Linked DNA regions of Homo sapiens: all the other regions are linked to region 3. A link is a loop called in an ENCODE intact Hi-C map of the cell type or tissue named here. Cell type or tissue: chondrocyte. All regions are shown on one strand. Each heading gives the region's core, and the rest is flanking DNA. Links, peaks and the distances in the headings are about the cores only. Region 1 has its middle 49 kb from the start of SNHG14. Region 2 holds the start of PWAR1 (Prader Willi/Angelman region RNA 1). Region 3 overlaps LINC02250 (long intergenic non-protein coding RNA 2250).

The links. Peaks named below come from ENCODE experiments on the same cell type or tissue, not always from the same donor. Only the 100,000 strongest peaks of a DNase experiment are listed, where the experiment ranks them.
Region 1: a loop joins it to region 3, with 2.3 times the contacts of the local background. A loop is called at or near these places in 17 of 110 quality-filtered maps.
Region 2: a loop joins it to region 3, with 2.3 times the contacts of the local background. A loop is called at or near these places in 16 of 110 quality-filtered maps.

Annotation. Positions count from the first base shown.
Region 1 is chr15:24,769,003-24,779,818 of GRCh38, reverse strand. No RefSeq gene overlaps it. Among named protein-coding and RNA genes, the nearest start is that of SNHG14, 49 kb to the left of the region's middle. RefSeq lists enhancers at 5,756-6,651, 6,443-6,737, 6,631-6,800, 6,652-7,548. In chondrocyte, for the core only: no CTCF peak of the experiment used is centred there; a DNase peak (open chromatin) is centred at 6,604.
Region 2 is chr15:25,132,093-25,142,908 of GRCh38, reverse strand. All of the region lies in intron 61 of SNHG14 (small nucleolar RNA host gene 14), which reads right to left. PWAR1 (Prader Willi/Angelman region RNA 1) reads right to left here and starts at 7,267. Exons shown (of 1, transcript NR_022009.1): 1 at 4,856-7,267. In chondrocyte, for the core only: CTCF peaks have their summits at 6,595 (motif pointing left) and 8,084; no DNase peak of the experiment used is centred there.
Region 3 is chr15:25,503,810-25,514,625 of GRCh38, reverse strand. LINC02250 (long intergenic non-protein coding RNA 2250) reads left to right here. Exons shown (of 5, transcript NR_187215.1): 3 at 6,420-6,567. Among named protein-coding and RNA genes, the nearest start is that of LINC02250, 70 kb to the left of the region's middle. In chondrocyte, for the core only: a CTCF peak has its summit at 6,036 (motif pointing left); no DNase peak of the experiment used is centred there.

The sequences.
Region 1 (10,816 bases), core at 1,961-9,960, 740 kb after region 3:
CATGATCAATGATTAGAAAACTTAATACTGTGATGATGACAATACTTCCCAAATGGATTTATGGATTTAATACAATCCATAGTAAAATACTGCTTCTTTAAAAAATGCAGTTATTGGCAAGCTACTTCTAAATTTCATATGAAAATGCAATTGCTCCGGAATAGCCAAAACTAACCCAAAAGAATACAGTTGGAGTACTTGACTCATAGTTCTTGACTTCAAAACTTATTACAAACTGATAGTAATCAAGACATTGTGGTACTGGTATAAGTTTAGCCATATGTGTTATTGGATAGAACTGAGGGTCCACAAAATTACCTTTATATTTATGGTTTAAATGATTTTAAAGATTGTGAAAGCATATCAATATGGAAAAATGTTTCTTCCAATAAACGTTGCTGGCAGAAGTGGATATCCACTTGCAGGCTGGATTCCTCCCTCACATCATATAAACAATTGGCTTAAAGTGGATCATAGGCCTAAATGTAAGAGTTAAAATGACAAAATCTATGAAAGTGAATGTATGAATTAGTCTTCACAGCCTTAGGTTAAACAATAGAGTCTAAGATATTTCATCAAAATACAAGTAACAAGCAAAAAAAAAAAAAAACAAAACCCATACATTGAACATCATCAAAACTTAAAACTTTCATTATTCAAAGTACACAATCGAGATAACCCAAACAATGGGAAAAAATGTTTGCAAATCATACACTTGATAGGGGTCTATTAGCCACAATATGTAAAATGCTCTTACAACTAAAAAATAAAAAGAAAAATATCCTAATAAATAAGGGGCAAAATTTTTGTGTGACTAGACATCTTCCCAAAGAAGTTATACAAATGTACAATGCTCAACAAATTTAGTCCTTAGTAAAACACAGATCAAATTCATTGTGTGATACACTTCACTGCTTCACTAATCTTAAAGGCATATTTATAAGAAAATGAAGGTAGTTTGCATCACTATGTACTGTTCAATATAATTTATATGACATTGCGGAAAGTTGAAATTATACTAAAATGATTAGAGGCTACTAGGAACTTGTGAGAGGAAGGTTGGAAAGGAAAATTACAGATTTCTTTCCAGCAGTGAAATTTTTCTCTATGCTACGAAAATGGTCAGTTAATGCTACTATTTGTAAAATTCTACAGAACTTTATATCACAAAGAGTGAATAAAAATGTATACAAATTAAAACATTATTGAAAGGGGCCATTCCATTGAGAAACACAGGTAAAATAATATACTTACACATTTTAATTTATAAAGTCCTTTCCTATGGGAGTATGAATGACCAACTCTGATACCAGTCTGCATATATTTTGGGACTCAACGTTTTCATAAAGGGGGCCAGTTTTCTCATTGTTAGAATGAGAGGTTATATGCAAGTAGTAAAAATAAGTAGATTCATTCATGTGGTACTGGATTAGAATTGGAGACATTAGTGGGAATACAGGTTTAAATTTATATAGATATACATAGACAAATGTAGATATATTTTTACATATGTGTTTTTGTGGAGTTAATATGCAGATATATTCCTGTCAGCTGGCAAAGCCCAGAATCAACAGATCACCTAGTAGCAATGAGTGCACCCACTGCCCAGATCATTGTTTCTAATACTAGACACCAATAAAAATAAAAACTCCTTGAAGAAATTACGAACATTAGGCTTGGGTAGGGAATCAAAACAATTAAGCTTGAACACTTTATAGTGCCAGAAAGTAATAAAATGCTAAACAATAACACAACCAACAAAGCAGTCAAACAAACAAACAAACAAACAAAAAACAAAATCAAACTGCAACAACGTAGATATATCAAAATGGTATAGGAATCATCTGAAAGACCTTACATGGCAAACTCTAAAACAATTTGAGGAACAAAATCAATAAACTAGTAATTATAGTGTGAAGTAAATATTTGTGATTTCATATATTTTATATGATATATTAAATGATGAATATAAATAATGCATGGAGCAGAATAGAGAAATTGTCCATGGTAAAGAAACATAAATGGCATTGTAGAAGCTCTGCCTAGCAGGAGGTGGAGCATGTTTTTCCAATTCTTAAATATGTGCTGGGCACAGTGACTTCTTTTTAAAAAGGTCAACATGGAAAGGGGAACAAAAATTACCTTACAATATAAAGAACTAAGATTCTTTGAAGAAATGGTGATCCCTGACCTAAATTATCTCATGGAAATTATCAAGTTAATGTCAACAGTAATAAGCATGTTGATAGTGTGTACCCTTGATATGATGTGATGAGATGGCATATTCTGTCTGTAATCTTCTTCCCTAAAACTGACAACTCCAGTCAAAACATTAGAAAAACATCAGTGAAATCCCACATGAGGGATGTCAATGACCTCAAAAGCAAGAAAGATCTAAGAAACTGTCAAAGCAAAAAGAGTCTAGGAATACATGATATCCTGGATGAAATCCTAGAACATGAAATGGACAATAAAAGAAAACTAAGAAATCTGAACAAAAGTGTGATGTTATTGAATTATAATATATAACACTAGTTTAATTTTGAGAAATTTGCAACATTAATTTAAGAGATTAATAAGAAAACTGTGTTTGGGGTATATATAAATCATCTGCACTGTCTCTGAAAGTGCTCTGTAAATATAAAAGCATTTTAAAATATTTAATAGAAAAATTAATATTTTTTAAAAAGTCACTTCCTAGTTTAATAAACAGAACATTACCAACATTGCCTCATGTGTGCAATTCTCCAATTCAATCCACTTCCTAACCCCATGAAGTTTACCAGTATTCTAAGTTTGCTAATTGACATTTCCCTTTTTTGCTTATTTTTCTAAGTTTGCATTTCTTTTTTCTCTTTTGAGATATGGTCCCTCAGCCTGGCCAACATGGTGAAACCCCATCTCTACTAAAAATACAAAAATTTGCCGGGCAGTAGTGGCACATTCCTGTAATCACAGCTACTCAAGAGGCTGAGGCAGGTGAATCACTTGAACCCAGGAGGCGGAGGTTGTGGTGAGCCAAGATCACGCCACTGCACTCCAGTCTGGGTGACAGAGTGAGACCCTGTCCCCCCACCTCCCCAAAATGAGAGATATGATCTCATTCTGTTTTCCAGGCTGTATTGCAATGGCATGAAGACGGTTCACCACAGCCTTGACTTCCTAGGCTCAAGCAATCCTCCTGCCTCAGCCTCCTGGGTAGCTGGGACTACAGGCAAGTGCCACAAACCCTGGCTAATTTTTAAAATTTATTGTAGAGATGGGGGTCTCACCATGTTGCCCAGCCTGATCTTGAACTCCTGGGCTTAAGCAATTCTCCTGCCTCAGCCTGCCAAAGGATTGGGATTACAGGCATGAACCACTGTGCCTAGCCTTACCTTACTTAATAGTATATTGTACAGTTTTTCTTGTCATCAAATTTAGACATGTTTAATTTATGCATGTCCCCAGTCTAATCATGAGAAGACATGAGACAAATCCATATTGTGGGACACCCCACAAAATTCCTGATCAGTTCTTTTCAAAAGGGTCAAAGTCATGCAAAATAGACTGAGAAACTACTGCAGATTGGAAAAGACCCGATGTGACAGGTAGACCATAAGATGGTGCTCAATGAACCCTACCTGTTGTTTTACAAAACCCTGTAGTATAATCTGCCACGCCTGACAGTGGACAGGATATGGGATGTACTTGAAACACAGACTATTACAAAGGTAATGGGATGTTACTTGAGTGAAATAATACAAATTTCTTCCTCCCAGACCTTGCATATTTTTCTGGAATTGTAACGCATGTTATGCTCTGAGACACCAAAAACAATCATGAGGCTTGTAGGAGAATACCAAAGAACATAAGGAGACATGTAGACTAGGCTCAGCTGTGTGAACAAGTGTATGTACATGGAGAAACATCTACACTGGATTAACACCCAGTCCCACAGTGCTCTTCCCTTTTTACTCCTATAATTTACAAACAGTAGCTCCCAGAATTCCTTGAAATCCACTGCCCCTTTCTCATGCCCTGGCCTGTGCCATGGACAGTCTTTTTCCTCTTCTAATTCCCCTCCTCTGCTTGGTCAAAAACCGTTCCTCAATCTTCAGAATCTCCTCCAATGTTCCTCATCCTAGAGGCCTTCCTTGTCCATCCCATTACAGGTCTCATGCCTGTCCTCTCAGTTCCCAGGGGCACGCTTCCACTTACAGTTTGGATTTTGTTAAGTTTTCTGAATTCCCACTGGACTGAAATCAGAGGACATAAATTTTAAAAATATTTTCCCCTGTGAGCCCAACACATGCAGTGGCCAAAAAGCAACACAGATTATTTTAATATTGAATTTTACATATGAATGAATCTCTCAAACTCTTTACTATATTCTTGTCTTTTCCCCAATTAACTCTATCTTTCAATCTGAAGAGGATTTGAACTTGAAAATGAACATTTTTTTTTTGCTCCTTTCTGTTCTCAGAACAGGTGTAAACCCTGCTGTCTCCCTGACTCTTCTTGTCTCCCCATTCTCAAGCCATTGTAGAGACCCTCTTATGGATCACGCTATTTCTACCTCATATGCTCCTTTTCTCTCCTGGAAAGTTTTGCCCCTTTGATCAAGGAAGATGTTCTTGTTCTGTAAGATGTAGCTCTACTAATATGGCTCCCTTAATAAATATTTCCATATCCTTCTTACTTATCATATTTCACTTTTTTGTATTATTTTCTGTCAAATGTTACAATTCTGTTAGCCTTCTTGCAGCCATGGCATAGTTTTCATTGTCTGCACATGGATGAACTTGTTTTGAAACCTTCTGCTATTTCCTTCTGTAATGTCACCTGCAGCAAAACATGCACAAAGGTGTCAGCAGGACAGGTTGAAATCACAGAGTAGTGCAGCCTCATTTACTAAGGAATGCCTCATTGCCATCTCTCTTCATGGCACAGACGGTGGAAGACATCCATGACTTCTGATTCAAAATCCAATTCAGATCAGAATTAGTTTCAAAATATTGCGAATTCATTTATGAATTACTTTTACTTTCAAGTTCATATGTACAAAATCAGACTATTATGTGTATAGCAGTTTGAGATATATGTATTTCCATTTAGATCCACCTTAAATCTTTGTTTCATTGACTTCCAGTAGGTAGCCCTCATTTAGACTCCTACAGGTACTGTACAAGGCCAATTCTGACCTCCGGTTCTAGGAACTTACAACTATATCCAGGTCCTGGTACCAGAATGGCGATCAACTCTGCCGTAATGGGAGATGAAAGGGAGCTGGAAATGGGTGTTTACAGTGTGCCGTTCATGGGATACTTCTTTTACGTGGCCAATGCCCTAAGCCATAACTGTCTGACCCATAACCAAGTGTCTGTCTAACAGGAAATGTGTTTAGAACGGCAGACGCCCTTGTGGCTCTTGTCTGACCTATGACTTGTTTCTTCCTAGGTGATCATCTCTCTGGCACTGGGAACCAGATCTTGTGTTCTCCCAGTGTCCTAGGAAAAATCAGGCCTTGGGTAACCCCCGGTTCTTCAAATGGAAGGCACAAATTTAATAAGCCGATTAGTAAAAGAATTTTGGGATTGAATTATCAGTTGTAAAGTGATGGATAGAGTGATGAAGTAAGGGAAGTCAGGATACAGAGAAAAGCATATAGCTGAGAAACTTCTTTCAACCTTGTACAACTTTTTGTTAAAATAAAAAATGGTATTTTATAATGGATATAGAGGCATTGGGGGAAAGTTTGACCTTGAAGCCCCCACAATACCTCTCGTAAAACAGGTGCTTAGTTGGAAAAGATAAAAGAGAGTCAATCGAGAATCTTAGGGAAAATACAAACATGATTAAAGAAGTATCCCTTAAAAAATGACAGTAATTTCAAAATTATTGAAAAATAATTCAATTTTTCAGACGAATGCAGAAAAAAGAGAAATGAAAATTAATATTTAAAAGAAAGGGTATAAAATCATGGTCTGTGCAACGTTTATGAAAAGACAGTGTTGCATAAACACTAAGGTATTTTTATGGGAAAAAGAAACAAAACTTAGGTTAAAACAAAGTTAATACGGCCGAGCGCGGTGGCTCACGCCTGTAATCCCAGCACTTTGGGAGGCCGAGGCGAGCGGATCACGAGGTCAGCAGATCGAGACCATCCTGGCTAACATGGTGAAACTCCATCTCTATTAAAATTAAAAAAATTAGCCGGGCGTGATGTCGGGCGCCTGTAGTCCCAGTTACTCGGGAGGCTGAGGTAGGAGAATAGCGTGAACGCGGGAGGCGGAGCTTGCAGTGAGCCGAGATCGCACCACTGCACTCCAGCCTGGGCGACAGAGCGAGACTCCGTCTTGAAAAAAAAAAAAAAAGAAAAAACCAAAAACAAAGTTAATACAGGAGCAAGAACCAAAACAATGATAGGAAGCCTAAAAAGGAAAATGTTTACGGGTAAAACGCAGGTTAAAGGTTTTCTGCGGCACAAACGCCGGATAGGAGACTCCTAGCAGACGCCATAAGCCGAACAGACTCGCCCGGAAACGGAAACGGTGACGGGAGACCAGCGACATTCACGCCACCGGAGCCGCGCAGGCGCGCAGTGGATCGGCTGCTGCCGGCCACCGTCTTCCCCCTCTGTCATGTGACCTTCCTACAGCGCACTGCGGGCTGTTTCGCTGCGCCGAACAATGGCGCATTTCCTGCCACCATCCCTGTGAGATCGGAGTAGCTGGGCTTTGCGGCACAGCTCGCTCCGACAGACGGTCGGGACCCCGGCCCCGCCACGTATACTTGAGCGAATACGTCCGACATCTATATCACATTAGAAAACATTGAAAGAGTAATAACCCGTTAAGGCTGTAATCTAAGAAATTACATTCATCTTATGAACTGTAGTGCTACCAAAGAGGAGCGTGATGTATATGGAAACACATGGTTCCGGGTTTAATGTGACAGTGCAAAATCAGCTGAACTCGTTTTACACTCACATCCGAAGTATGATTCCGTGCATAGTAACACACTCCTATACATCCATGTTTGTAAATGAAATCAGTTAGCGTAATGGGATTCACTTCGACCTTTTAACCCTTGCGTTAAATGACAGGAAATGTGGTCTTGGGCCAGGATTCCCTGAGTCTTTACTGGGAATGGTTACCAATTGCATTTCACCCCTAACCCCTGCAGCAATTATGAATTATGTTTCAGTTTTTAAACGAATATAAGAAAAATCCTACTCAAATGAACACAGCAGTTCCTGGATGCTGGGCCGCCATCTGTTTTGTTTTGTGTTTTTTTTTTTCCTCTCCTGAATTTATTAAGGCTGCCATCAGCCCCCCTTTCTATTGCCATCAGCCCCCCTTTCTGTTGATGCTAGATGGCGCTGTGAGCACAGGGGTCCCTCATGCCCAAAAACTACAGTATAGCAGGTACTTCTGCAATTCAAGTAAGGAGGGGTTTAGGCGTGAAAGCAACCTATGCTTGGTACTGAAATTCGTTTTCTAGGTGGAAAGTTCCTTTTCTGATTTCGTATTTTTCACAGGGAGGTCCAACTGAGTCAAGAGAAGCTTCTACCTTGAAAATACTAAAATTTTGTGTGGACTCTTTTCCAGGACTTTAGGTTGTCTATTTTCATCACCCATAACTTTTTCTTTGCCAATGCAGGGGCTGAGCCTCAACCCCACATAATTTCTTAAAAATCTAGCCCTGACATAGATTTGTAACTTCCTTCATGTGTTCTGAAATTGCTATTCTTGTGATGCCTCAAATATTTTGACTTGTATACATGTCATGGTTTCTACATGAATACTAATCATTCTTTTGTCTTTCCCAGCTTAAATTTGCATCGTTTTTCAGCTACTTATTCATGTTTTCAATCTTAAATTACTTCCTGCAGGATACCTGCAGTGACCATTTAAATTAGTGTTGTATGCACATGCATTTTGTGGATTTCCACATAACTATGCAGCCTCTCTAATCTGATTTTTATTGCCTATATGTTCGAATATCAGCTTGACTGATGTCTCAGATATAGGAGAAATGTATGTTTGTTGTTCATTTGTCCATGCCTCACATGTAGCAATATATATACCACATGGTTGTCACTAGATTTTCTTAGTTTGCAAAAATGCATAGGTGAAAATCAACTGTCTTCCCTTATAGCGATAATGAAAAATTGAGCATTGAAGTTAAAATATATTTACAGCAATATAAAAATGATATTCTTAGAGATAAATCTGGCAAAAATTGTACTCTGGGAATTAGGAAACACTGATGAGATTAGTTTTAAAAGATCTAAATAAATACAGCGATACACTAATTTCATGAATTGGAAGGTCAATATTAAGAGAGCGATTCTTACATTTTAATCTATGCATTCACTAAATCCTCAATCAACATCCCATTATTTTTTTTTGTAGAAATTGACAAATAGATTCTAAAATTTGTATTAGAAAGTCAAAGTAGAATAGCCAAACACATTAAGAAAAGGAGGAACAATGTTAGGGTACTCACTTTACCTATTTCAAAATTTAATATAATGCAGTATTAGTACAGATAGTGTGCTTTGGTGTAGGGATATATATTTAGATAAATGAAACAGCTTAGCACCCAGAAATAGACCTACACTTATGTGGTTGGTAGATTTTTGACTCATGTTCCAAAGAAATTTAATGGCGAAAGGACAGAGTTTGCAACAAATGATTCTTGAACAACTGAATATTCATATACCAAAAATAAAAACCAAAATGTTCACCCTTATTTTGTAGTATATATTAAAAATTATTCAAAATTTATCATAGATTAAAATGTAAAACCTTAAGGTAGACAATTTCTAAAAAACAGCCAGGCGCAATGGGTCATGCCTGTAATCCTAGCACTTGGGAGGCCCAATGGGGTGGATAACTTGAGCCCAGGAGTTTGGGAGCAGCCTGGACAACATGATGAAATCTTGGCTGTATGAAAACACAAAAAAATTAGCCAGGCATGGTGGTGGCTGTAGTCTCAGCTACTTGAGAGTCTGAGGTAGGAGGATCACTTGAGCCTGGAAGGTGGAAGTTGCAGTAAGCCAAGATAGTGCCACTAGACTACAGCCTGGATGACAGAGTGAGACCTTGTCTCAACCACACACACACACACACACACACACACACACGAAAACATAGAGGTTAATCTTTGTGATTTTAGGTTAAGAAATAATTTGTATACAGGAAATAAATATTATAAAGCAGAAAAAGTAATGTATTCAATTAAAAATTATTATAATTGTTGTTTTTGAATGTCACTTAAGAAAATGGCAAGAGATGCCAGAGGCTCAGCATGAAATATTATTTTCAGTGTATAACTGTGATCAATCTTGTATAGAGAATTATACATATAAGATTAAATTTAAGAATAAATTAATAAACATTATAAAATAAAATGGTAACCATTAATCAATAGATATGAATGGCAAATAAGTACAAACTATGCTCATTGATGTGAATTGAAATCACAATGACCATTTAGACTGTTTATATCCATGAAGTTATCCATATTGATAACATTTTATATCCATAAAAATAATGAGCAAATTGTGGTATTTTCATTCAAGAAAGAATACGAAAGAGTACAAGTCAACATAAAAGAAAAACTACAGATACATGAAACAATATGATAAATCTCAAAAGTGTTATTCTAACTGAGAAAAAACATACCTAAATTATTACATACAGAATGATTTCATTTATATGACATTCTAGAAAAGGCAAATCTATTGAGATCAAGATGATCAATAATTGCCAAGGCTATGAGTGGGAGGAGGATTACTACAATGGGGAACAATGTAACTTTTTGAGGTTAAAATGTAATGCAGTTCTCTGGTTATCAGAGGGTAAATCAGATGGATTCTCCCCCTTTCTCACTTGCAATTCTCAAGAATAACTGTAGAATCAGCCCAGAATGCAATCTCCTGAGATAGGGAGAGACAGTTCTGACCAACCTGGGGTTTGTTCCTGCCCCTTCTAGTGAATGTGACATCTCGAGTTGAGAAGGAACCTCCAGGTCAACACAGTTTGTTCATCATCTCACTTTAGAAACTGACCCCCTACCACTCAAGTTGTTCTTAAATACTTTTCCTCTGCATTAATAACGTACACTGAGCTTAGGTTCCCTATTATAATATAATTTTAATTTGTACATCTTGCTGAGTGGTTCTACAATTTAATAGTTTTCATTTTAAGAGTCAGTGATTTGCAAATAAAAAGAATGAATGTAAGCATCCATTGCAGGGATCACACAAATTTTGGGGGAAGAAACAACAGATAACAGATGGGGAGTGACTTGTATTTTTAGTATTCCTAAAAACCTACGAATGCTCCTCTTATGGGGACAGTTTCAGTGGATGGCAATACTGCCACAGGAAGGCCAGAAATAACAGTAACGGGGTAAATAGTAAACTCATAAGTAAAACATCTAGAATAATAAGCTGAATTTTGCTTCTTTGGAAATGAGATAATTTTAAACTCATTTATTTGATTAAACATTTGGGCAAAATATGACAATGCACATTTGCTAGAATTAATAATTATATTCTGGCAAGCCTAAATTCATATGTCCACATATAAAAAGAAATAAAAAAAAATTTATTTGATGCTTTGAATATAAATGACATATTTTCTTTTTTGTTGTTGTTGTTGTTGACAGGGTCTAGCTCTGTCACCCAGGCTGGAGTGCAGTGGCGTCGTCTTGGCTCTCTGCAAGCTCAGCCTCCCAGGTTCATGCCATTCTCCTGCCTCAGCCTCCCAAGTAGCTGGGACTACAGGCGTCCGCCACCATGCTCGGCTAAGTTTTTGTATTT
Region 2 (10,816 bases), core at 1,965-9,964, 370 kb after region 3:
CCTTTATGCCTGATAGATTATAAGCTATCCAAAACTTTTCAGGCTAGTAGTTAAGAGATCATTAAGAGGATTCCTGGGTTTCCTTGGATGCTTATTGCAGAACATTCCAAAATTTTCCAAAATTTCCCATCTCTCTGACTTACCCACTTTATGAGTAGCCAAAACTGAGCCCTAAGAACCTAATCACAAAGAGATTTTTGTGAGTTAAAATTAGCCTTCCAATGACCTCCCACTTTAGGCCTACCTAATTATCACAGAACTCTCTACCAGTTTGTATATGAGTGCTGGGGATAAGCTCTTGGTGTTCTAAATGCATTTCAGGAGAATCCTCAGGGGCCAGCTCATTGAAGTCTGTATCTTCACCCAGTGGCAATAGCCACAACAGCTAAATTACTGGAAGCCTCTGCTGGCTTGGTTTAGGTTAGGGTCTCCTTTAAGTTTCATAGTCCCTCTTGCTGGATAACCTTTACTGAAAATACACAAAATTGAAAATACATACTTTTCAGCATAGAGGCTTAAATTCCTATGAAATATTACTTCACATCAGCACCTCACATCTTTATTACTTATGGCAATACTTTCAAAATTGCTACTTTTTCCATTACCTTAAGAAGAAGCTGTGTACTGTCTTTGTTTACAAACTATGCCCTAAATAGATGTATTAGTAATCTCTTTTTAAAAATCCATGTTTCATCTTGTTCTTTGATGTGCTGTACTTTAAGACTGGGACAAAAGAATATCAGATGGCACATGATGTGACATACTTCACCCTTATAATCACTACCAGAGGCAAAATCTGCCAGATGACAGGACTCATTTCGCTCTACAGATCTGGTCAGTTTGAGTGAGATAGGAGAGTGCTGGTGGCAGGTATGCTTTGTGTGTAGTTCTTGGTCTTGTTTGTGAACAAACAGAGTTCTCAATCTCAGCAGGAGCCTCTACTAAAAATGGTCAGCAAATAAAAGAACTTTTGAGTATTGTAAAGCTTGCTAAAGATGTGGCTATTAAAAAAACAAACACTAATACAAGATGGGGATACCAGGAGGCCCCAGCATGGAGCCCTCACTAAGATCCTGGTCCTCATAATCAAACCTTCTGACGGGTTCAAACAGGTTCTTATAGAATGTCAACAATTGGTTCCACAGTTGGCAAACCGTTACTAATATAAATCTGCAGGTAAATTGCAAGAGGAAAATCTCTCACACTCTAGGATAGATGCTTAGTAGCGCCAGAGGACCTTAAACGGGATGTTTCAAACATTTAATATGCAATTAACTACCTAAGCAAAGAAAAATTGGCTACTGCACTCAATCAACATTGATGGAGAAATTTCACTAAGATTATTGAGGTTGCATGCGGTGTCTTATTTGTTACCAGTATAATCTTGGTAAAAATGCAAAGATGGGGCATGAACAAGAATCTCAGGGCCCCTTAGAACACTTACAGATTTTGTAAGTACCTTCTGCAATGGGTTTTGAGTATGTATGGTAATTGTTCGCTTATTTGGAGGATAGATTGAGGCCTTGTTTGGAGATTTCCAGCTCTGCCAGAGCAAAATTTGACATGATTTTATGTTCCCAAACTCTCTCTCTAGTACAAGTATAAACTATCTCCATTTTACTGAGATGATAAAGAGCTTTGTACAGCTCTGCCAGTCCACACAGAAACGCTGCTGTCCATATTACTCTAATCTTCAGGAAATATAGAAAGAATAAACAAAAAGTTTAAGCTCAAATTAGCAAAACTATCAAAGACTCTCAAACTCACATGGCCTAATGTTTGCTTTAATGACAATGAGCTCAACTTCTGGGGTTCATCAAATCTTCCCTTTTGAGTTAGCAACAGGCCAACCCACGAGTCTAGGAATATCTCCTCTGCTTCTAGACTCTACATTATTGGAAGTGATCACAGCCAAATATTGCAGGTAACTCAGGCAATTTATCCAGTCTTATTAAGAGGTAAACAAGCAGCTTTTCCTCTACTAAATGACCCTCACATGGTCTAAATTCAGAGGCTTGGTCTCAGGTATCTCCAGGAGAGATACCTGAGAAAGAAAGCCCTCGAACCCTGATGGAAAAGACCCTATCGGATACTGTTAACGACTCATCCAGAAGTAAAATTCCAGGGAGTTGATACTGAGAGTGATGTCTTCCAATCAAAGAGGCATAAACCATCTTAAATCATTACTGGAGACCTCAAGCTGAGAAATCTTGAGACCTGGAGACCTCAGACTGAGAACGTGAGACCTCAATGAGAACTCATTAGAAGTAAGATGGTCTTTGGAAGGAGATGGCCACTACACATGATTTTTAGCCCAAGTAGATGACTGCATGAAATGTAGAGTTTCCACTCAAGACTCATAGAACAATACCATATATTGTCATGTTTTAATCTGCGTCCTTTTGTTATTTTCTTGCCTATCTGGCTTAAAGCTACATTTAATTATGTTGCTTATAAGGCATAGTTACATTTTAATCACTCCTCAGTATGAGTCCAATACCTAGTTATAATTTATGCATGCAGTGGTTAAATCATATAACCAAATTGTCCGTTAGGTTTGCACATATTTTCCTTGGTGAGCCACTCAGTTTCTCGTTTCCAGTTCCTCATAATGAATCATTAATTGGGACTCAACTCGTATATGACAAGATATTAGAAAATAAGGTTCCAAAACAATACTGGAGAACTTTTTGTGGAAGTCAGCTTTTGTAACTGAACTTACAGAGGAATAGAACATGAAAAACAACTAGAGAACAGAGTATCTATTTGGAGGTGGCTTTCACCCATCTTATAAGACACATGACTTTTCTTTCACCTGAGATCTATTAATATCAGTACTATAAAATTTATTGCCGGGTACTAAGCTATTCTTGACGAGTGATACAAAAAAATACAATACTATTTGACAGTCTCATAAGGATATTTTGGCTTTAAATAGATCATTGACTAGATCTGAAAAGACTGGTATTGGATGATGGAGACAAAGGTCTGCTGGCTACTGTCTGCACACTGGACAGAAATTTATTTCAGGGGTGAACTAACGTCTGCCTTCACTGTAGTCCCTGACATCCCCCAGGGTCCATTTTGACCCATTAGTTTCTTCTCTTAGAAAAAGAGGTCTTCAGATAACTTTACTCCAAAAAGAGAAAAACCAGGCCTTGAGGCAAGAACCCAAACTGTAACCACACAGGGAATTCTGGGTTGCTTTCTTCTCTCCTTAAGCCTCTTCAATTCATGCTTTTCGAAAGGGTTGGGAAGCCTGGAGCTGACTCCATGCTATTGTATAGCAAACAGCAGGCAAGTTAGACAATGCCCCATCTTGACTTGGAGGTTCATGAAATTTTTCAGAATATAGTAATTTTATAAGGGAAAAATGTGTTGTTTTTGGGGGAAGAATGTTTAATTTGCATCCCTGCCATCTCTCTGGGATCTCTGATATCCCAGATAAGGACCAGAAAGCAATCAAAGACATAATAAAATTAGGTAATTTGGCTAAAGTCCCATATCTGGTCTTGTGGGCTCATCACAGTGTGGATGGTATAGATTTTCTTGGTAAAAGCTGTATGTTCCTGGCTCCTCACTCAGTAGCTGACAACAAACTCTGACCACAATCCTCTTAGTATATTTCTGTGTTGATACCTTCAAGTGTGGATCTCCAGAATCCACCAGGATAAGCAGCTTAAGTACAGCTGCTTATCCATGGAACCATGAAATGACACAACTTACATTATCTACCCACATGGCTTCCTGTCTTCGCTGGGGACATTATTATCATTTTACCTTCATTGATATAAGTGTAGATGTTCTGAGACTCTTGCCCAGGAAGATAAAAGTTGCAAATATTTTTGTTCATCCTGGGAACTTCCCAAAGACCATCAACTCATCAACAGAAAGCATCAGACCACAGCTTATGCCTCCACACTGTAGAATCCCTCATCTCAAAATCCTAACGTTCAATCTTAAAATGCTGTGTCATGACCCTCACCCAATCCTAATCAAGCTCCCACACTGAAAGACCCATCTAAAATGAAACTTCAAGATCCCAGATATCCTGTTTTGTCCCCCACGCCCCTAATATGCTGCTGAGACACTGCTAAGATGGGCTTCCCCTTAGTGTAGTAAGAATATATTTGGCTTTATCAACAGACACTTCTTGGGAAATATGTTTATTTTTGGGAGCCAGCATATAGTATGTGTAACATAAGCCATGTTTTTTAAACGTATGTTTTCTCAAAGAGTCATAAGTAACATTTATTGAATACATTTAATGTGTTATTGTGCTAAATGAGACTTTTTCCAACAATCTCTCTTAATTTTGGTAATGGCTAGTACATTCCACCTCCTCTCACCACAGAGACAACTAGGAAAACATGGTAAATGGGAATTTGAACCCAGGCAATCTATGCCAACATCAATTTCCTTTAATGAGCATGTACTTGTACATACCAATATATTCCATTTTCATTATTACAGGGACCCATACTACCATCCTCACAGCTACTTCCTCACAGCCTAGAACAGTTCTGTCTCACACTACATGCTCCACATTTTTAGAGTAAATAGATGAACTAAAAACATATTCCATGCTGGTACACAAAATGGTATCCTAGAACATGGTCTTTGAATCCAGAAGTTCAGAGTTAGGATAATATATATGTACTACTTACCAACTATTTGCCTTGGTTTTCTCATTTTTGAAATAGGGGAAATAATATCTGCTTGTAGGTTTTGTGTAAAGATTATATAAAATGATATAAAGCAACAACCACAGAAGCTAGAACACACTTGGTGCTACGAAACAGCATCTAGTATTATTTTTATATTGTTTTCACTCCAGTATTTTTTTCTTCCCTGCATATGATTTCACAAAGTGGCCTATTCTCTTTACCATTTTAACTTGTCCCTGATTATTTAATAACATATTGTTCTGTATTTTTTTAAATTTTGAGGTTTCTGAGTGTTTGGAGACTACACACAGAAGTAGACTGTAACCATTTAATGCCTAACACATCTCAGCAAGGAATAGAGACTAAAGGGGATGAGAAAAAGCAGGTAGAGTGTGTGAGAAACCAAGCTTGTGTTTTTACTGTCGTGAGGATTCCACTCAGAGGCTGTAGAACTAAGCAGCTCTGCCACTAGGTCAATATATGTCATGAGGTACCTTTCATGATCTCTAAATGTTGGAGTTGCTCCTCCATTAAATGGGCCTAAGTCTATGGAAGTGTACCTATATAGATGTATATGAGAATGATGACACAGATACAGTATGAAGTGTGTGGCTGGGACACAGCAAGACCACAATAAAGGGTAACGACGGGACAGGATTATCACATTTACTTCTGTGCCTGTCATTCAGTACAGAACATAAATCAGCCCTGAATGGGAAGGGGTTGTGTCAATTGAAGCACATACAGTATTGCATAATCTTCATTTATGATGTTAAAAAAATAGATCCATTATAACTTCAAAAGTTAAATCTCATGGTTTCAGCTATGAACTTTCTCCAGATACGAGTCTCTCTTTCATGGAGGTCATAACTACAAGAAACTTCCCACAGCAAGTAGGGAACAAATCCCTTTGCCCATTTATTCAGTCATTCACAATTTTGGTGACTTATTCAATAGACGAACATTGCTGTGACATCTTCTCTATGCCAGGTATTGTACCAGAAACAAGAACACCACCCTCTCCTCGCTGCTTTCGTGGAACTCAGCATGGTGTTGACAGCCAGTGTGAGGCTGGCAATGCCTCTTTGCCCTCTGGATCATATTTACCTGCGTCTCTGATACTCACCTCCTCAAAGAGGAGGTATCACCCACCACATACCAAACTCCATGGATGTTCAAGTCCCTTATATAAGATGTAGTGTATTATTTGCATATGATCCACATGCATCCTCCTATATACTTTAATCTCTAGATTACTTATCATATCTAATGCAGTGTCAATGCTATGATAAATAGTTGTCATACTGCATTGTTTAGGGAATAATGATAAGAAAAAAAGTTTGTGCCTGTTCAGTACAGATGCAACCATATTTTTAAAGAATATTTTTGATCCATGATTGGATGAATCCACAAATGTGAAACCCATTGATACGGAGGGTCAACAGTATATACATATACACACACACACACAAATACACATACATACACATATGTGGCTGACTGTATATGTAATCTATATTATTACCCACTCCTTCAATCATTTGATAAACCATTCAAAATGCTAAAAATTGCATTTACTTAGCACATACCATGATCAGAAAATACAGGAAGCTCTGACATCAGGATATGAAAAAGACAATCTCAAAGAGCTCATAGTTTATCAAGGATGAAGAAAACAGTGACAGTAATTAAAATGAAAATAACTGGATGAAATTACAAACCAGTTCCAAACCTGACGACGCAATTTCTTTCTGAAGTCTTATGTGAAAGATAACTTTTCTCATTTTTTTCCCTCAATTTACACCTTTAACCTTGTTAGTGATGAATCTGACATTTCTCCACACCAGGGTAGAGGATCAGTGCAGAGCATGTTGAAGAGCGTTCCCTGTGGTCTTTGCCATGGCTAGTTATGGCTGGCCTCTACACTAGCTATGGCTCCCTCTGCAGGATCTTTAGGAGATGACCCAGAGACAGAAGATACCCAGCACTGCCATTTTTAATTGCAGTTAAATATAACAGGCAGTTGGTACTATTTTCCCTGGGGCCCACCCAGGACACTAGTAACTGCTTCTTCAAGTTGAGTTGCTAATACTGCATTTTTATGCCTGAGGCTCATATTTTAAAAATCTGTACTCTAACTACAATGAGAGAAACAGATGGCCCCAACGTTTTCCTTCAAGTGGTACTATTTTGATATATCAGGATGAAACTTTTTCACTTGTGGTACAGGCTAATAACCTTCTTATATATCAGATAGGTAGTTTCTTTGTCAAATTTGTTCATTTTACAGATATTAAGAGGAGAAAGGCTAATTTAATTTTACACACCCAATTCTACAACAGCCTGAAAATAGCATCAGTAAGGTAGAGGACAGGAAGGTAGGGTGGGTGTGGGGGCTCACACATAACTCAGTGGAAAGAAACAAGAAGAAAAAGAAACAATAATTTATATGCCTAACATTCTTTATGTTCCTCTTCTAGTTCCTCCAAGGAAATCCTACCATATGCCCACATTCCACATGGACCAAGGCAGGCGTTCCACTGGGGAGCTGGCAATTATTTTGAGATTATACCGAAGTAGTGCATGAACATAGCCTTGTGGATATCATGGCCTGAAGTCTTAGAGTCTTCACCAAAAAAGATAATGATGTATATGGGTGTGGGCAGCTATTCATGATGGTGCTGCTACAAAGAATTAAGTACCATTTCCAGCTGTCCTTCTGAAAGCAGAGAATAGCCCACAACTTTGTGGAGGCACCTTTTCTGCCTATAACATGTAAGGAGCCTGAAGGTCAGGTGGTAATGAAACTAGAAAATCTGCAATAGCCATATTCTTCCCAAGCCACAGTAAGATGAGAGAAGCCATTACCAATGCCTCCAGGCATACACTAGTTTCCTGAAAGGAGGGCACATGCCACAGGCCCTTAAAGACAGTCCATTTAGGAGGTTATCACCTCCAGAAGGAAGCCTGAAGCCAAGGGAAAAAAATTTTTTTTTTCTCTAAACCTGAAGTCATAACTTAGGTACATTGATTAGAAATGGTGCCTGATAATATTTCATATCCCAATAAGTTCCCTCAACCAAATTGCCTGGAAGCCTGGTGCTTCAAAGGAATTGTGTATGCAGATTGGAAACCTAAAGCCTAACCAACAAAACAACAGCAATTCTCTGAGGCTCTGATAAAAGCCTAAGTCATAATAGTCCACAAAAAAGGGGCTTTCTACCACTGCTACAGCTTCTAAGACCCCTAGAAAACGGAGCGCTTCCATAAGCAAAGCGGGAGCAGCTGGATAAACCAACAAATGAACTCCTTCCTTGAAGGAGGGCTTGTTGCTGCCCACCAGGCACCAGTGTTTATTTGGGGTACGTGGGATTGTTTGATAGTGTGAGCTGGTGGTATAAATGTTAACTCACATCTATGGGAATAAAGACTTGTGTTAGAGTACCTGGCACCCTAGTGGTGGTGGCAGCACTTACACTTTATGTAAGTGTACTTTACTTTGACACTTTATATAAAGTGTCTGGCCTGGACATGTTTGCAACAAACTCCCTTTCCCTGACTCCCACGGAATATTTCATTCCAGACCATGAAGTCCTAGGGGAGCTGGTAATCATAGTGAGGGAAAAGGACAGGAAAAATTACTTGAGTAAACAGCTAAGAGACTAGTCCTCAGAGAAGCTGTCTGCCTGAAAAAATCACAGCTACAGGCAAAAACAGAGCAGCCAGGGGAAACTCAGGCTATAGCTGCACAGATAAGCCATAGATAAGCAGGCAGGCAAAGTCTGGCATGGAAGCCCTTTATTCTTTGTATGATTAACAAGCTCCCAGCAAAAAGTTTCCTTCCCTTTTCAGATATGTACATGGTGGGCTCCCTGGAAGCCTGCACAGAAAGGAGGGGGCTTACCTAAAACAAACCCTCAGTTACACAAACAAAAATAAGCGGCGCTTTGTGCTTGCCTAGAGACATACCCACAGCTGCATAAGATAAGGGGAGTTGTACAGACAGCTTTGCTGATAAGAGAAGTTACTCAAAGTGCTACAGAGATGAGAGGAGTTTCTTAAAAAAGCTTTTGAATGACTGTAAAAACGGCAATCCACTTGGACTCCCCTCTCTGCTGCAGAGAGCTTTCTTCTTTCGCTTACTAAACTTTTGCTCCAACCAACCTCACCCTGTGTCCATACTCCTTAATTTTCTTGGTTGTGAGACCATGAGCTCAGATAACACCTTGGACAATGAGACCAGTGACCCTGACCTTTTCATTAGGGTACATTGCCTCCATTGGGGATATGACCAGACCTATCCTGAGTTATTCCCAGGTCAGTGAATGTCTTAGTGACTCAAGCCTTGTCCATCTCTTCACCCACCAACTTTTACATGGACAAGGAGGAGGGAAGGAGGACACATCCTACCAAGATTGCAAGGCAGGTAATAATTGCATCTAGGGCTTCAAATGATCCCTTTGCAAATTCACATAAAGAAAAAGTGACTGAAGATTTAAGCCAAACCAAGAAATGGAGAACTAAGAGATAAGGGAGCAAACGGTCATATGTGTCTTTAAATTCTGGACTACTGGACTCCATTAAGCCTGACGCCAGACCCAACATGGTTATTTATCTCCTTTTTTTTCTCCTTTAAGCTACTTTGTGTTGTATATAATTGAGAGAGGTGACTGATCAGGACAATTTATAGAGAAAAGCAAAGAAGGGCTAATAATACCAAAATTAAGGAAATATATTATTTCAGGGGTGCTTCTGGAATAATTCTTCTTGAGAACACAATACTGCCAATGGAAAAAAGAGATAAAGAACAGTGTGAACATGGTACAATGAAACGAGGTGACAACAAAATTCTCTTTGACATGTTATTGTTGACCATACGGTACTTATGGATGGAAACAGAATATAGTCATGAAATGAATGCAATAATTTGACTGTAATTTGTATATATTTTAAAATTTAATTGTGCAAATGCAATATGTGATTATGGTTTAAAACTTCAGATTATGCCAACAAAGTGAAGGTAGGGTATGAATAGCCTCAAGGTATAATGGTTAATCACACAGTTCTGAAGCAAGGTATACCTGGGTGCAAATATTGCCTTAATCAGATATTATAATGACAACTATTATTGCTGCTGTTCTCAACATCTAATCACTGTAGCCTTATGTTCCAAACCTTTCCAAACTGGTTTTTCTATATAAACTTTTCTTAATACTCAAAAGAGCAATTTGAGGGAGGTATTATCAGTATCATCATATGAGCACATATATAAAATGTTACATATATGTTATATATCAAATTAATACCATTACAACACATTTAGCATGGGGTAATTAGCAGCTTTTTTTTTTTTTTTTTTTTTGAGGCAGAGTCTCACTGCGACACCCAGGCTGGAGTGCAATGGTGTAATCTTGACTCACGGCAACCTCTGCTTCCTGGGTTCAAGCGACTCTCCCATCTCAGCCTCCCGAGTAGCTGGGACTACAGGCGTGCACCACCATGCCTGGCTAATTTTTATATTTTTAGTAGAGACAGGGTTTCACCATATTGGCCAGGCTGGTCTCGAACTCGAACTCCTGACCTCAAGTGATCCACCCCCCTCGGCCTCCCAAAGAGCTGGGATTACAGGCGTGAGCCAACAAGCCCAGCCAAAACATTTTTTAATTACTAGGTTTACAAATATTTCAGCACAAAATCTTCCTACCACTTTTCAGTATGCACTCAATAAATAAAAACATTTATTATCATAATGGTTACTTATTACATGAATCAGAATTTTGTAGATCTGTTATTTTCTTCTTTCAAACAGGATGCCTCTATTAAGTTGATCAAATAAAAAATGTTGATTTCATCATATAAGATATGTAAGTAACCTAAACTTACCAAAACACCCAGCAATATCTCTTCTAAATGATTGGTAAATATCATAGCATCAATCTTCACAAAGCAAACATTGCACAAAATGTTAAGATTTAAAGAAAACTACAAAGAGACTTTAAAATACTTTACCTATCATTTGATCAATTAAAGCAATGAAAAACAAGTGTACCGTTAAAGTAATTTATAATATGACTGTGTTTAGGTCTACCATTTTGCCATCTGTTTTCTATACAGTTTACTTTGTTCTTTTCTTCATTCTTTCCTGTATT
Region 3 (10,816 bases), core at 1,070-9,069:
CAGTGGTGTCCCTTGATTGTTTAACAAGAAGCTCACTGAGTAGACTCCAAGCTCAGGCCCTGAGCTTTGACAAAGGTGGGAATTTGAAGGTGGACTGAGAGTCAACTTCCTCTATTGTCATCTACGGCTCTGAATAAAATATTTACTGCAGACATCTGATTCCAATTTAATTATCTTTTCCAACAAAGGCAGCTTGGGTTTGACAGGCAACAGGAAAGGCAAGTTAATCGTGGGCATCTGCTAATTAGCATATTTTTCCCACAATTACCTCGCGGCTGCCATTTGCAGCTGGGCCCGCCTCACAGGCGCCGCAACAAGGGCTCAGGAGGGGGCTCAGCTCCAGGGTGGGAGCAGCGATAATGACCCACTCCACTCTCATCTTGAGGTCAATGGCAATGCCTAGGTGCCCACATACCTCTGTCTGGCAACAGTCCTCCAAGAGAAGGCTGTTCCCACGTGCCAGTGTAGCCAGAGGGCGAGAACTTGTCTTCATCTCCACCCTATTTGCAGTACCCTAGGAACCAAAGAAAGCCAGTATCACCAGCCACCTCTATGCTACATATGACCTTTTGCTTAGAAATAGATCACCCCACAGGTCTTCAACCCTCTTCTTGCTAGATCTTTTGATGAAAACACACACACACACATACACACACCCCACCTTCCCACCTCAGGCCTTTGCTTACACTGTGCTCCTGAAGCCACTTTCTTCTCACATGCAAATGTCTACTTCTACCTACCCACCAATGCCAATTCAAGCATGTCCTCCATGATCCCTGGTTTTCATTCTGCAGGCTGGAAGTAATCTGTCAGTCTTACAAACTCCTTCCCCTTTGTGACTCTTCTTTCTTCTCCTACAATAGCTTTCTAATGTTCACATTTAATTGTCGGTTGTGGAGTGTGTTTCCAAAGATTTCCACGATATCTCCCATCCCACAGGCTCTTTTGCAATGGTCTTGACTCTCCCTCCACAAGAGGCAGTGTTGTTTGTTTCCTCTCCCCTTGAATCTGACCTGACCTTTTGATTGCTTTAACCAATCAAGGCAGCAGAAGTGATGTCCTTAAATTTCCAAGTTTGGAAATTAAGAAAGAATGCAACTTCTGCTTTTGTGATCTGGGAGAAGTCAGCTGCTATGGAAGAAAGCCAATAGCCTAAGACCACCATACTGTAAGAAAGCCCATGTTGGTCACATGGGGAGGCCACATGGAGACTGAAATGCCAGATCAGCCCCTGTGTTCCACCCACCCAGCAGAAGCACCAGACACATGAGTAAAATGATCTGTCTTGGACATTCCAGTGCAGGCAGACACTACATGGAGTGAAGATGGGTGGTTCTCACCAAGCACTGCCCAAATGGCAGAATCATGAGCAAATAAATGATTGTTGCTGTATTAGCTGCTGAGTTTCGGGGTGGCTTGCAATGCAGCCATGGATAGCCAAAGTATTTGCCTTGATTAGCTAAGAGTGTGGACGGGCTTGGGTGTCAGCTGGCCAGGGTCAACATCCTGGATCAGCCACTTACTAGCACTGAGATCTCGAGTAAGGTCCCAGATAAACACAATAGCAGTGTGTTGATTGATTTCTTCATTCAGCCAATTTGTTTCAGAGCCTTCTCTTTTCCTGGGCTGTGCCCAATAGTTTGCATTTGACACAGATGAATATTATCACTCAGAAGATCCCAGACTTCTCCCACAATCTTAGGGTTCCTGGGCAGAACCCAAGCCTCTTCATGAATCATGCTGCCTGTTAAGAGCAATGACAATAGTTTGCTGTGACTTAGGGAAATAAAAGTATTTTATTATCTTACAAGTGCAGTTTAAAGGCATAGTGTCCTTGTCAAAGCAAAAGCATATCTCATTTTCCTTAATAAGTAATCAGTTTAGACAGATTAAATTATGATATGTCCATACAATTGTTGAAAAATAATTAGGAATTATCTATATACAAATACCGAAAGATCTCCCAAAATACACTTTTAAATGAACAAAAAATGTGCTGTGTGGTGTGAATGAATGATTCAGTTTGTATAAAAATAAGGAGATATAAGTATATTTGTATTCATCATAATTGAAAGAAGAGTACACAGAAACAGAGGACTGACCTCCGGGAATCAGGAGTGGAGGGCACACTGAATTTTAGACTTTGTCATACTATTTGGCTTCTTTGTTCTACCATGACTGCATTTCACTTTCATAATTTTAAAAACTATTTTAAAAAATTCCCGTCACCTTCATAACATCGCCCCAGTAATACCTGTGTGGGACAAAAATGTCTCATGCTACTTATTCTGAAATTTGATGACCAAGGTGGAATTTGGTTGTTTGGAGTTTGATTCAGGAGGAAATGGTTGTTTTCTGTATTTGTTTCCTGTGGTTGCTCTACAAACTACCACACATTGGTGCCTTACAACACCAAAAGCTATTCTTCAAAGTTCTGGAGGCCAGAAGTATACAATCAACTTCCCTGGGCTAAAACCAAGGTGTCCACAGGCCATACTCCCTCCAGAGGGGAGAATCCATGCCTTGGCTCTTCAAGTCGCTGGCACCTTTGGCAATTGTGGCTCTTGGCTGCACCACTCCAATCTCTGTGTCTTAGTGTGTTTGGGCTGCTATAAGAAAATACCACAGACTGAGTAGCTAATAAACAACAGAAATTTATTTCTCACAGTCTGGAGGCTGAGAAGTCCTAGATCAAAAATGCCAGCAGATTCAGTCTCTGGTGAGGGCCTGTTTCCTAGTTCATAGATGGTCATCCTCACATGGTGGAAGGGGCAAGGGCGCTTTCTGGGGCCTGTTGAAAAAGGCACTAATCCCATTCATGAGGACCCTGCCCTCATAACCTAATCACTTCCCAAAAGCCCCACCTCCTAAAACCATCACATTAGGGTTAGGTTTCAATATATGAATTTGCAGGGTTGGGTGGGTGGGGAAGGGTGCACAAACATTCAGTCTATAGCACTCTGCCTCTACCTTTACATCACCTTCTCCTCTTCTGTATGTAGTTAAATGTCTGTTTCTTTCTTAAAGGGATACATGTGATTGCATTTAGGATCTACCAGATAATGCGGCATGATCTCCCCATCTCAAGATCCTTAACTTAATCACATCTATAAAGACCCTTTTTCCAAATCAAGTAGCATGTACAGGTTCCAGGGATTGGGATAGAAATGTCTTTGTCGGGGGAGGTGGTATTTTTCTACCTACCATATCTTCTACTTGGACCAAAATACAGGACCAAATGCATGCATGAAGTCATTCATGAATTCCACAAATATTTAAGGGCCTCTTCTATCCAGAAACTGCAAAAGCCCAACCCCTGAGTTTTGAAAAGAGCTTGATCATCTTAGCAGGGACTGAGCACAAGTGAACCTTTGCAAATTGGCCCCTTCCCACACACTTCCTAAAAGGAGGTAGCAACCATCTCTAGAGGGGCCAGGGAAGGGATATCTGACTGAGTAAGGCCACAGACAGGCTCCCCGACCCTTCCTGGCACAACAGAAGGTAGGGAAGCCAAGGAAGGCACAATAGCTCATCTGGGCTTTCCTGGGGCTGCTCACTCACTTCCAGTCTAGTGAGAGTTTATATACTCAGTCTGCTGTTAAAGGGTGCGGGTAATACCCTAGCCTCCCTTCACAGGGTTGCTGAACCTCACCTGCTCCATCCTGCAGTGCTGGCTGATGCCAAGGACTTTAGTCTAAAAGTCACAAGTATTCAGGGCTGACAGCCTCGTCCTGCTTTCATTTCATCTGAAAAATCATTACACAAGCTAGCACTTTTTTGTGAGAAAAAAATACATATATATATATATATATATATGTATATATAAATGCAAGCTCTGAAAGGGGTCTTTATTATCTGCCTAGCAACAGTTTGCTATAAATAAAATCACCCTGTTTTGCTATTTTATAATTAATAGCTCAACATTCTCACAACAACATTGGCCTTGCTGGCATCCTGGTTCCTTGTTTTCAATGAGCCTGAATGATTCTACAACCTTTCTCTGAATGTGAATTAGGTGCACAGGGTTTTAAACAAAAGAAATGTTGCCTCTTACCACACATTCACATGCAAAGTAATCAGAGCTGCAGCATTCATGCCCATGAATTTCTCATCTCTGGTCAAATATCTAATCTTCATTTTCATCAATTATGCCAAATTAATAGGATTTATTCTGGGATTGTGTTGTTTGCAGTCTGGTCCTATGACCCCAGGCCTCTCCTGACACCTGCCCAATGTGAAAAGCACATATTGGTGCTAAGATGTCTCATTACTAACGGTGTGCCCCCACTGGGCTTGACATGCATCAGAAGCACAATCTGAGAGGTAACTCTAAGAAGAATGCGTCATTTTTCCGATTCTATAGTTGAGCAAACTAAGGCACAGCTCTAGTTAGGAGTTTGTCAAGATCCCACAGTGAGTCAGCGGAAAATGAAGGAGAATGTGTTTTGGAAATGGCTCTGGCTGCTTTGAACTTCCAGCCACGTTTCCCTCCCTCCCTCATAGGATTCAAAAAGTGAACCTTATCAAGAACAAGACCTTCCACATTGGATAATAAGTTGCTTTCCCAGAGACTGGAAGGGGTGAGCAAGTATGATGGGCAGCTGATTGATGCACAGATGTTTGAGAGTCCCGAGTAATTATGGTGAAACCCTGGGATGGGTGGAGGGGTGCAGGCTGAAGGCTTCTGGTCACGAATTCCCATGATGTGAAGGCAGAGAGGATGCAAAGTCAGCAGAAACTTGCATGCTTAATAGTACACCACACCAGGGAGAGGTTTCTAGTTCTCTTCTTTCCTGGATATTACTTATTGATGTATGCAATTTAATAAAATGAGCTGGCTCCTTAAAACACAAACCTTGACGACTACACCCTGGCCCTTCTCTCTCCCCTCCCTATTGTCGTTTCCACTTCTAGGTCAGTGGCTCCTGAATAGCTTCCAGCCTTGCTAGATCATGCTGTGGCCCACATCAGTTTCAACCACATGGATCAGACTAAAAACATCTTTCTGTCCAAGCCAACCTTCCTCCCCAGGTCTTCCATTTCTCTCAGTGGCAGCACCATTGATACCCTACATGTTCATGAGAGTCACTCTCTCCTCCGTATATTTGCAGCATCCATATGTCCTGGAGTTTCTGGAAACAGCCCTGATTTCAAACCTTCTGTTTTAGTGTCTGACCATGTGTCAATGCTTGTATTTTGATTTTGGACTGAGAAGACAAGAAGACATAGTGACTGTACCTGTCAATAAGCTGGCATGGCGGTCTTGTCTTCCTTCCTTATGCCTCCCAATCTGATCTTATTTCTAGTTACCATTGCAGGAGTCGCTGTTCTCGCAGCTGGATTTTGTAATAACATTGTCCTCCTCCATTTTGCTCTTCATGACTCCAACAAATAGATCCTCCAAACATAATTGCTCTTTATTCTCTCAGCAAAAGTACCCCAAAACACATAAAGCAAAACAAACAAACAAAAAAAACCAAAAACCCACAGTACCTTTCCACTCTCAACCAGATGAATTCACCCTCATTATCTTGGGGCTTCCTTCCCTAAAGCCTTCCATCTGCTCCAGCCCCCACAGACCTTCATCTCCCTGAAACAATATGACACTCATTTTTAGTTTTAGTATTTAACTTCCAACATTGTAAGTTGCTTTATTATTTGTCATCTCTCAAAAGAGGTTTTAAGACCCTTAAAGAAGGACAGCTCTTTAGCTGTTTTTGGATACCTTTCATCATGGGAAGCTGGTTTCAGGCAAATAGTAAGTGTTCAACAATTATCTTTTAAAAGAGGTGTCATTGCATAGCTTAGTATGTGAAATGGGTATCTCTCATAAACCAGTTCCCTTTACATGTACAGCTATTTAAAGGGATAAACAATATCATTATTTTCCAGAACAAAAATGACCACATGATAAATAAGGCTTTATGAAAAAACATGGACAAGTGTGTGTTGCTTTAGAATAAAGGTGGGGGTGGGGGGAAGCTTTGGGGGCTGTTTGCATTTTATATGTAAACAGTGACATCTGCTGGTGAAGATGCACAGCATTTACATGGCATCTTGAAGTGGATTCAGGGTTCAGAAGCATGAATGTCATTGAGTCTTCATCATGGTCCTCTCAGAGACACCCAAAAGCCCCTTGTGAGACCCCAGGATCGGGTCATGTCCTCATACTTGATGATGATGGATGTGTTATTCTGGGAAATCATACAATTTATTTAAGACGAGCATCGATAATTAAAACAATTCTCCCTTTATCAGTTTCATTAGCCAGTTTTAACTTTTAATTGTCTTCCCTTATGATACATTTTCCCCTTGAAAGATTCCTGCCTGGTTTCCCTAGGGGAAGTGCTTAAAAGCATCAATCTCATCATAGTTCAGCAATCATGAGATAATTTTGTTCCCTAATTCTGTTTTTCTAGCATGTTTGTAAACAATGCCATCAGGAATAAAAGTGTTTGAAGCTGAAGCTGGGTCTTCCATCCAAATGTGGAAAGCGTGCCAGAGGACTGTCTTTCCCATTCCCGCCCCACCTGCACAGCCATAGACAAAGCTCAGCTCCGGGATAAGGTAAATGTCAAGAGCCACACAGCAGCATGCCTTCCCTTCAAGACAGAACAAAGGGTGGTTTTCTTGGCCAACCTACTGCACAGGAGGAAGCCAAGCAACACCATTGATTTAAGCCCCAAGGAAAACCTAAAATCTTTGGCCACTTCAGGTTGTAAATCTGGCATCAGATGTCAGAAACTTGTGTGAAAACAGAGACTACTAGGTTTTACTATGGCTTGAAAGGAATAACCCAAAGAAAAGCCTGACCCCAAAAAAGGACTGTCCCAGGCTCAGGGCCCCACAGCGACCACATGCCTGGGCAGGGAACTGCCGGGAAGGTAGCCCAGAATGGTCACATCTCACTCTGCAGCCCCCTCACCGGACAAGGACACCTCCTGTCAGGTTCCGAGTTCTAGTCATTCTTCCTTGTCTCTGAGAGCTGTCCATCTTTTCATACCATTTCTATTGCCACCCGTGGTTCAGCCTGAGGTGCCTCGGAGGACTCACTGGCCAGGCCCCATGGGCACTCTACACACATGATTGAGCAAGACCTCTAAATGAGACCACAAAGCAGGCCCATTTCCTTCAGGTGACTGACATGGGAACTCAGGCTGAGAGCAACTGACCAAGCAGACACAGCTAAAAAGATGGAGCCAGGATTCCAGCCAGGATCTGCCTGACTTTAAGTAATATGTGTTTCCCACTAAACCCATGTCATGGCTTTCCCCAGCTCTCGAAGCTTTGATGGCCCCACTGCCTACTGAATTCAGTCTTAGCTGCCAATCCAGGGGCCAAGCCCTCCGTGCCCTGCCCTGCCCTACTCTTCAGCCTTGCCCAGCTTTTCCCCTCCATGAACATCCTCAAGTCCCCCCCACACTCAAGACTCCCCAGGAGTGTCCCTTTGCTCATCTGCAATGTCCTTACTACCAGCCCATCTGCCCTTTCCAAGTCCTGCTCACTCATCAATACTTCTGTGACCCCCTGCCGTGAGAACACATTCTCTGCTAAACCCCTGCTCTTCCAGCGCACTTTCCTCAGAGTTATGTACAGAGAGGGTCTCCCCCTGCTAGACTGAGCCACCTCGGAGGAAGAGCCTGTGCCTGGATTTTCACATCTTTGTATGTCCTTCCATCCTTAGCAAAGGCACCTGGAATGTAATCAAAATCACCAAATATGTGTTGGATAGATGAATAGGTGGATGGATTATAAATAAATAAAGTATTTATCTAGGTTGTTACCTCTCAGGATGCAAGGAAATATATTTGATTTATAGACATACAGAAGAAGCGACTACATATAGTATAACAAAGCAATGTTGTGTTTGGAATAACAGCAACTGATTAATAAGTATCTATTATGTTACACTGATGTCGTATCTCTACCATTAGACTAACAAGTCTTTATGTTTCACGAGGGCAGGAATAATGTCTACAGCTGCAGCTGCCAGATCAAGCTGGAGTCCCTCCCTGATCTGATGCCATAAAGTAGGAGCTCTCAGTCACCATAGGAGGAAATCACTACCTCAGGCTGCTCACTAGAACCTCTGGGAAGAAACAGAGCTCCCCACCATAAGTCACGGCTTTGGGGTCAGAGTCTCTGGATCCAAGCCTGGTTCTGCTACTTGAGCCTCTCTTGAGTCTCAATTTCCTCCCTGAATATAGGGATGATAATCCCTGTCCCATGAGTTGCACTGGGGAATAAATGTGATCATCTATACAGTGCACTCAACAGCGGGCATGACCTGTGGGAAGGGTCCCATTAGTGTCCACATTGCCAGTTATGCAGTGAATATCATTCATGTCTCAGCTTATGTATCAACCAACAGCAATGCAGAGTTATCCCTCCTGTAGTTAGTTGAAAGTAGCTGGTGCTGACTATACTTCTAAGTTCTTACCAGTTGTCACTAGACCTTGTCAAAATGGGAAAAGACAGACTTCTGATAAACTCACTGTCAACTTATAGGCAATTTTAATAGAAAAAAACATAATTCACTGCAGTTTTTAAAAAAATCTACAATGAGGTATGAGCTAAAAGAGGATTCCATAGACTTGAGGTCAAAGTTCATAGTGAATCTCTTAAAACCTTACCTCCCTTTGCCTTTTTAGTATTATTAGTATGTTACATTATAATTCATCCCCTGATAGTGTTTTCAGGGCATTGGAGTTTCTGAACACTTCAGATTGTCTCCTATGTCCTGCAAAGATACCCCATAATGGTGTAGCTCTGTGAGAGTGAAGTGGTGGCTCTGCACCCTCAAGGTGCCTGGAGAGTCAGGTCCACTCAGTCATGGTGTGCTGCCAGTTGCCAGACCTCTCTCTCTTCCTGCATGCCATGCAACTTTACAGACCAGGAAGGCACTCAAGGGCAGCACAGCCCTGGGGACACATCCCGGTGCCTTATGCTCTAATGTTCAAGACCGCCTCAGCATCTGCTTACTGTGCAGGAGCTAAGGGAGGCGATCACCTCCACGGACCTATCCTCAACAACAGCTCCTCTACACTAGAAGATACTAGAAACAAAAGAGCTGTGCTCCTCTGGGCTGAGTTAGGAACTGGAACTGTCCATCCCAGTGGAAGGAACTGGGTAAGCATTTGCACTAGCAATAAGCTCTCTGGCTTGTGGACCATGAGCCACGGGGATCCTTCAACACCAGTGGAGGTGAAGTGACTTTGAGTGCATGGACTCCATTCTCAGCAGGTTCACTTTTTATGCTGTCAGATCCGTAAACAAACGTTCGCCCCTTCCTGAAACAAAGCAGGAGAGGACATTGCTGATCTATCAGGGCATCCTGATAACATTCTGCCTCCACAACCAGCCAGTGGAGAATGATTAGAGAAACACGCTGGCTCTAATCAGCTGGGGATGTGAACACTGCTCATTGCTTGATTATGTACTTTAAATCATGAATACTCAGAACAATCATAAGATATATATACACTTAACATATACATATACCGCCTGTACACTCAACCAGAGGACATACATTGGTGGCTGCAGAACTCCGTTATGATAGCATGGAGTTTCATTTAGATCATTTCTTTTTTCACATGACGCCTCCAATTTACATTTTAGTGTTGTTGGTGATGGCTATTGACTGAATGTTTGCATTCTCATGAAATTCATATGTTCAAATCCTAATCCTCCATGTGATGGTTTTAGAAGATGGGCCTTTGGGGGGGTGATTAAGTCATCAGGGTGGAGATCTCATGAATGGGATTAATGCCCTTGTGACAGAGACCAAGAGAGCTCTCTGGCTCTCTTTCCACCTCGTGAGGATACAATCAGAAGGCAACCATCTGCAGCCGGAAGAGGGCCCTCACCGGAACCCAAGCCAGCTGGCCCCCGATCGTGGCCTTCCAGCCTCCAGAACTGTGGGAAGTGGATGTCTGTTGTTTGTGAGCCCCCCAGTCTACAGTGTTCTGTTACAGCAGCCCGAGCTGACTAAGACAGTGATATTACCAATGATGGCAAAACACCAAACAGTACATGCTGATCACTCAGAGTTCCTTCGTTGCCAGATATAGAAACGACTTTTCAAATTCCAGCTATAATCCTCCCAAACCTCAACTGAGGAAATGAATCATTATCACCAACTGCAAACTCGCTGTTACCCTCCAGCAATGACAAAGAGAGCCTTTCTCCTGTAGACCTCCCCCTAGGTGGGCCTGGGGCACACTTCCTTTCCTCCCAGCCGCCTGGGGACCTCGAAACTGCTTCTTCACTGACAGAAATAGCAACAGACAAGCCTGGGAAGCTCCCCTAACCTCTTGCAAGGAGAAATTATTTTTCATTTCCTTGAAGGTGTGGGCCCAGGCAGGCTGGCCGTACTCCCTCCCCACACAGCAATCCCAGCACACCTAGGAGACAGGGTGGGGCAGAGAAAGATGGGGGCTGCTAGGGCAGGAGGGCTGGCCCAGCCCCAGCAGGATAACTGCCCTGGAGAGTACACACACCGTGGAGCCCAGTCCCACTCCCAGGATCCATCCTGACCATGTCCAGTCAAGACTGACCAAGACTTCATCCTCAGAGAGGAAGTCATAAAGGAATTCCTTGACATGCTCCCCTTCTCTAATCTGGTATTAACAAATGGTATGACAGAAAAATGAAAAAAGGAGGGAAGGGAGAAGTAAATAAACTCCAGGTTTTGTGGACATCAAATTTTAAGAAAGCAAATGAGAACTGAGTTCAGTAATGATCCCAGTCATTCTTTAGCAAGGCAGGAGGAAGGAGTGAAATAGCCTCCATCTTCAAACATCCCCAATTCAAGGGA